Linked DNA regions of Mus musculus: region 1 is linked to region 2. The links are chromatin contacts, found by Hi-C or POLR2A ChIA-PET in ENCODE. All regions are on one chromosome and are shown on one strand. The core of a region is the stretch at or near the end of the contact, and the rest is flanking DNA. Distances in the headings are between cores, read along the strand shown.

The links. Hi-C counts contacts between places; a loop is a spot of excess contacts on that map. ChIA-PET counts read pairs that join two places held with the same protein, here RNA polymerase II (POLR2A).
Region 1: a loop to region 2 is called in a map of heart, with 2.4 times the contacts of the local background. The contact joins the enhancer-like site here to the promoter of Mettl16 in region 2. A Hi-C loop is called at or near these places in 1 of 37 maps with a recorded cell type or tissue (heart). POLR2A ChIA-PET finds 5 or more read pairs at or near these places in 4 of 5 experiments (Patski and embryonic stem cell).

Annotation. Positions count from the first base shown.
Region 1 is chr11:74,846,506-74,849,363 of GRCm38, forward strand. Sgsm2 (small G protein signaling modulator 2) reads right to left here. Exons shown (of 23, transcript NM_197943.3): 23 at 2,759-2,858. Among named protein-coding and RNA genes, the nearest start is that of Mnt, 17 kb to the left of the region's middle. Within about 2 kb of position 1,451, at least 1 of the 3 ENCODE cell types and tissues checked has a DNase peak (open chromatin) inside an H3K27ac peak, as active enhancers do; it is heart, where a contact is called at or near this core.
Region 2 is chr11:74,769,432-74,772,225 of GRCm38, forward strand. Mettl16 (methyltransferase like 16) reads left to right here and starts at 1,432. Exons shown (of 10, transcript NM_026197.3): 1 at 1,432-1,553.

The DNA.
Region 1 (2,858 bases), core at 201-2,700, 77 kb after region 2:
AGCCTGGTCTAAAAGATGAGTTTGATCCAGTCAGGGCTACATAGACCCTGTCTTAGAAAACGAAACAAAAACATCAGGGATAGCCTGCCTTTACCCTGGGTCAATGAAGGATCTGGCCTCACAACTGTGACCCAACACAAGGCTGTATAGGTCCTCATCGTTTCAAAACATGATCTTATTTCATTAAACAGCCAGTGAAGGGGGCTGGAGAGATGGCTCAGTGGTTAAGAGCACTGACTGCACTTCCAGAGGTCCTGAGTTCAAATCCCAGCAACCACATGGTGGCTCACAACCATCTGTAATGAGATCTGATGACCTCTTCTGGTGTGTCTGAAGACAGCTACAGTGCACTTAGATATAATAATAAATCTTTTTTTTTTTTTTTTTGGTTTTTCGAGACAAGGTTTCTCTATGTAGCCCTGGCTGTCCTGAAACTTACTTTGTAGACCAGGCTGGCCTCCAACTCAGAAATCCGCCTGCCTCTGCCTCCCGAGTGCTGGTGTTAAAGGCGTGCGCCACCACGCCCGGCTATAAATCTTAAAAAAAAAAAAAAAAAAAAAAAAAAAAAAGCCGGTTAAATAAGGCAAGAGGTAGTCCTTTTGAGCAAATCAGAAATGGCCAATGACTTGCTAAAGTCATACCGTTGCACCTTGTTGGTTAAGACTACAAAACTAGCCGGTGTGGTGGTGCACGCCTTTAACACCAGCACTCGGGAGGCAGAGGCAGGCGGATTTCTGAGTTGGAGGCCAGCCTGGTCTACAAAGTGAGTTCCAGGACAGTCAGGGCTATAAAGAGAAACCCTGTCTCGAAAAATAAAAGAAAACAAAAAAAGACTACAAAACTTAGTCCTTTGCTTGCTCACTTCAGTATATCTTTCCTTAGCATTAGGCACTTCTGACCTGGCCTTCTGGGGATAGATAACAGAGGCTAGCCCCCAGGACCTGGGGACAGATGGTAAGGGGTTTCGCAAAGCCACTTTGGGTCCTAACTCTGTTCCACTCTATGGAGCTGAATGAGGTTGGGGGTCAGGATCTAGAAAGTGGAGACCTAGGCCGGGCGTGGTGGCGCACGCCTTTAATCCCAGCACTCGGGAGGCAGAGGCAGGCGGATTTCTGAGTTCGAGGCCAGCCTGGTCTACAAAGTGAGTTCCAGGACAGCCAGGGCTACACAGAGAAACCCTGTCTCGAAAAAACCAAAAAAAAAAAAAAAAAAAGTGGAGACCTTGGCTGGGTCCAGAGGACTTCTGACCAAGTAGCTCTGAGCAGGGCTGTCTTGGAGGCAAGTGGTGGGGAACAAGACCAAGGATCCTGTTAACTGTGTCTAGTGTGGGTTAGGTGGGTGTTTTCTGGTTGTATATAACCCTCAGTCCCTTTGCTAGGAGTGGGGTGGGGTGGGGCCGTCATTACCCTCAGGAAAGAAGTGCTGGCCGTAAATAGCCTGGACTCTTATTTTCTGGGGTCCCCTGCTGATTGTCAGTTCCAATCTCCCACATGAGCAATTCTGACTCATGAGGTGTGAGCGCTCTCTGCTGGTCGCATCAGGAAAAGCTTTGTCCTGTCTGCTGGTGCCGCAGGTGAAGGCTAGGGTTAATAATACTCCTCAGAGGGTGCTCACTCAGCGCCTAGCACTGCGAATAGAATGAAGCCCCTGCCCTGGGAAGACCACCCGAGACTTGGGCCATCCATCTTTGGGATGAGCAACAAGCCACTCCTTCCCTGTGCTTAGAGCTCCTGAATACTCACCAACGCCTGTGTCCATGAAGCCCAATGCTAGCCCAGCCCTCTGGAGACCTCTGTTGGCTGTGGGATCCCCTGTAGTGTCTACATAGCCTGCTAGCATGTAGAGTAGGGAGGCGGAGCAGAGAGGATAGACGGGGCGGGGACAGGGGCGGGGCAGGTTCCTCCCAGGTTGATTTGCCCAGACCTTTGGCGAATGTGGTCACAGCAGGATTCAACAATCACCCAGGTTACAGAACCTGCTGGGGAGGCAGGGAGGTGGGGAGTGTTTCCCTAAAGGGCATATCCAGGCCTTGGCTTCCTGTGTCCCAGTTTTCCCTGGCCAGCTCTGGTCACTGGCCTGTATTCTGTTATAGTTGCTGGTGCCAGACTGTCAGGACTGTGGACTAGAACACTCAGCTTTTGGGAAACTGCTCAGAAAGCAGGAGTTAAAGGAAGCTGCTAAAGATATGACCAGAAACACTCTAGGGTAGGGAAGGTCGAGGCAGTTATAAGCAGGCCCTTTCCACACCTTCCCAGCAGCTGCACCCTCTAGCTCCTTCCCCCAGACTGATCCAGGTATCTCAGAAATGTGCTCAGTGGTAGTGAGGGGCTCAGAGGGCAGGTCTTCTGGTGGCCTTCTGAGAGCTGGGGCCTCATGGCATTCCTCGCTGAGATCATGCCTCACTTTGTTCACTGGGGGTGGAGAGGTGTAGTAAGCTGGGGGGAGGGAGCACAGAAGCGGGAAGGACTTCCTCTCAACTGTAGTCTAGAGGCCCTACAAGTTAAGCCAGTATAAGACCACTGTTCTGTGGTACCCGACTTCCTAACTAGCCCATGCCACAGAGCCCCACAACTGGTGGCTCTTCACTAGGAAAAACTTTGGTTCTCTTACACCATTCTTGGTTTTATGTCTTTGTTGTTTTTTGTTTTGTATTTATAAGCTGTCGCCCTTTACTGTTGTATGTTGGAATGTACCGAACTATCTAACACATGAGCTACTGCATCCAGCCAGTCCCACAAATAGCCATCAGAGCCTCAGGCATTGCCAAATGCATTTTATTAGTCTGTTACATTGAAGAGTATAGTTTCTGAGCAAAACAAAAACCAACCAACCAAATGAACAAACAAACAAAACTCAAA
Region 2 (2,794 bases), core at 182-2,681:
CACTGATCTAGTGGTACACTGCCGCTTTGGCTTTTTGAGCAAGGTCTCATGTAGACCAGGGTGGCCTGGAACTTGATAGACAGTATAGGATGAACTCATACTCCAGCTTCAATATCCCAAATGCTTGGATTTACAGGCCTATAACACCATACTTAGGGTTAAATGAAGGAAAAATTGGGGGTAGGGCAATTGGGGGGGTATTAGCATAGCTAATAAAGTAGCCAAGGTCAGTGTGGTCTTGGTCCTGTTCTGCTTGGTCTGCAAGGTGGAGGGAAGCAACTGGGCTCCCTGAAGACAACTGTTCCTTCTGCAGCACATAGCTTCGTCTATGCAGGTAATTGCCCTCAGTGAGTACAGAGGAGGCATTCCCGTCCTTTGAGGCCTAGCATTGCTCTATAAAAGTATTTCTTGATCAGTCCTACTGTTCCAGGAATTCCAGGTGACTGACACAGACAATCTGAAAACACCCTTTGGCCAATCTGGAACAGAACATCGTACAAAACTGACAACGAAATGCCTATTGGTGGGGAGGCAGAGGCATTTCTGAGTTCAGATTTCTGAGTTCAAGGCCAGCCTGGTCTACAAAGTGAGTGCCAGGACAGCCAGGGCTACACAGAGAAACCCTGTCTCGAGCAAACAAACAAACAAACAAACGCACGCCAGGATTTTATCCTTTTGCTTCGTGAGTCCAGATTCAATGCTTTTTTTAGCCAAATCAGTTTCTTTAAAAAAAAAAAATAGAATTTAAAAAGAGGTTTACCTTTATGTGTATGGCTGTTTGCCTCCATGTTTGTGCACCACGTGCACGTGTGCCTTCCAGAGGGCACTTAGGGACTAGAGTTACAGCTGGTTTCGAGTCACCATATTGGGGCTGGGACTCGAACCTGGGTCTTTTGTTAGGGTAGCCATTTCCCCGTCCCCTATCCCACCCAAAACAGTTTCTAAGTACCAGTTATTTACCCATCTCACAGGTTTATCTGTAACTACTGTGTCATCACACAGATTTGCTGTGCACTTAAGTGTTAATTGCCATCAAACCCATCTAGCCTTCCTATTTCCTGTCCAAGACTAGATTTAGTACTATTTAGTAAGGCTGGGGAGAGCTGAAGAAAGCTACATTCAAAACAAAGGAAAACAAACGTTTACAACTTGGTGGGGTAGCCCATCCCTGTAATCCCAGCACCCAGAAAGGCCAGGGGAGGAGGGTAGTTCCAAGTTCCTGGCCGGGCTCCATCACATAGCTGCATGCCAGCGGACTAGTGAGGTCTTCTCCATCCGCTAACCTAAGAAGACTCCCGGCCGACCACACCCCCAAACCTGGGTGAAAACTCACCGCCGTCTCCAAGTATCGCGATAGTTCCTTCTTTCTTTAGGCTAAGTCAAAAGTCTCGCGAGAGTAGTCTGTCCAGTCACGGCGCGGATTGGCTGCGCAAGATGGCGGCGCGCTTGGAGCGTAGCATCTGCGTTTCCAGGAGCTTGGCTGTGTGAGTGGTGTGGGCTTGGTGATTGCGGGCCTGTCCGCACTCCGTCCGCCTGCTCCATTGGCCTGCGAGGTGCGTGGTTCAAAAATCTCTTATCCGGTTGCGCACAAGGATCGCCTAAGAAGCGGCTCACCTGCTTTTCTCCTCCGGTTCTCGGATCCTTGGGGGCTTACCGCTGGGTCAGAAGCCGGGGACCCGGGCGGGTGTGCGCGAAGGCCGGCGGTAGGTGGGAGGAGCTGGAGGAGAGATGGCCTCGTCCCTCGCCTAGGCCAATGCTTAGAGAGCGCTGAAACCCAGGGGAAGAAGGTGTGGATGAGCCGGGGAAGTGGCGGAGGAGAAGTCAAGTTTGTGAGGTGGGGGCGTGAAGAGAAAACGGAAGTGTTGGGGTCTAGGTGGGAGACATCTGTTGAGTTTTCTGTTCCTCCTAAAAACTTAAAAAAAACAAACCCACAAAACAGTTTGTAGGTGTAGGTGTTTTGCCAGCCTGGACGTCTGTGCAGCACGTGCACAGTGCAGGCAGAGGCCAGAAGAGGGTTGTGTCATGGCACTAGGTGAGCAGCCATACGGGTGCTGGGAATCGAGCCCTGGTCCTTTGGAAGACCAGCTGGTGCTCTTGAACGCTGGTCTGTCTCTATTGCCTCCATAGTTTGACATCATAAAAGCCAAATTTAGAGTATCCTATAAGCTTCAGTTTTAGAAGAAATGATGTGTGAAGAGATAAAGGCCAAGAGAAACCCAGGAAACATGAAGTTTTAAAGAGGAAAGAAGGCTGGCCTAGAGGTCTTTTGGGTTTTGGACTCGCTCCGATGAGCCTTTTTTTGTTATTGTTGAGACTCAACTGGGCTGCCCATTCAGAAAGAGAATGCTGTGTGTGTCTCACACAGATGGAAAGTATTTCATAGTTATTTCCTTTATTTTCTTTGGTGTTGATGACTGAGCCCAGGCCTTGCACGTGCTAGACACATGCTCTGTCACTCGGAGCTAGATCTCCTGGTGACTTCATATTCTTCCCAGTCAACCAACAGTTGAGTGCCTCCCCTTACAGGCCCTATTTTGAGTATTGGGGTACAGCAGGGAACAAATATGTTCCCTCATGAAGTTTACTGGTAGGGAAGGTTTTTTTTTTAATTAAAGCAAATGTGTGGGGAATGCCAAGTGAGTAAATTTCAAAGACAGAAGGTGGGCGGGAGGCTGGAGAGATGGCTCAGTGGTTAAGAGCACTGACTCTTCTTCCTGAGGTCCTGAGTTCAATTCCCAGCACCCACATGGTGGCTCATGACCATCTGTAATGGGGTCTTATGCCCTCTTCTGCT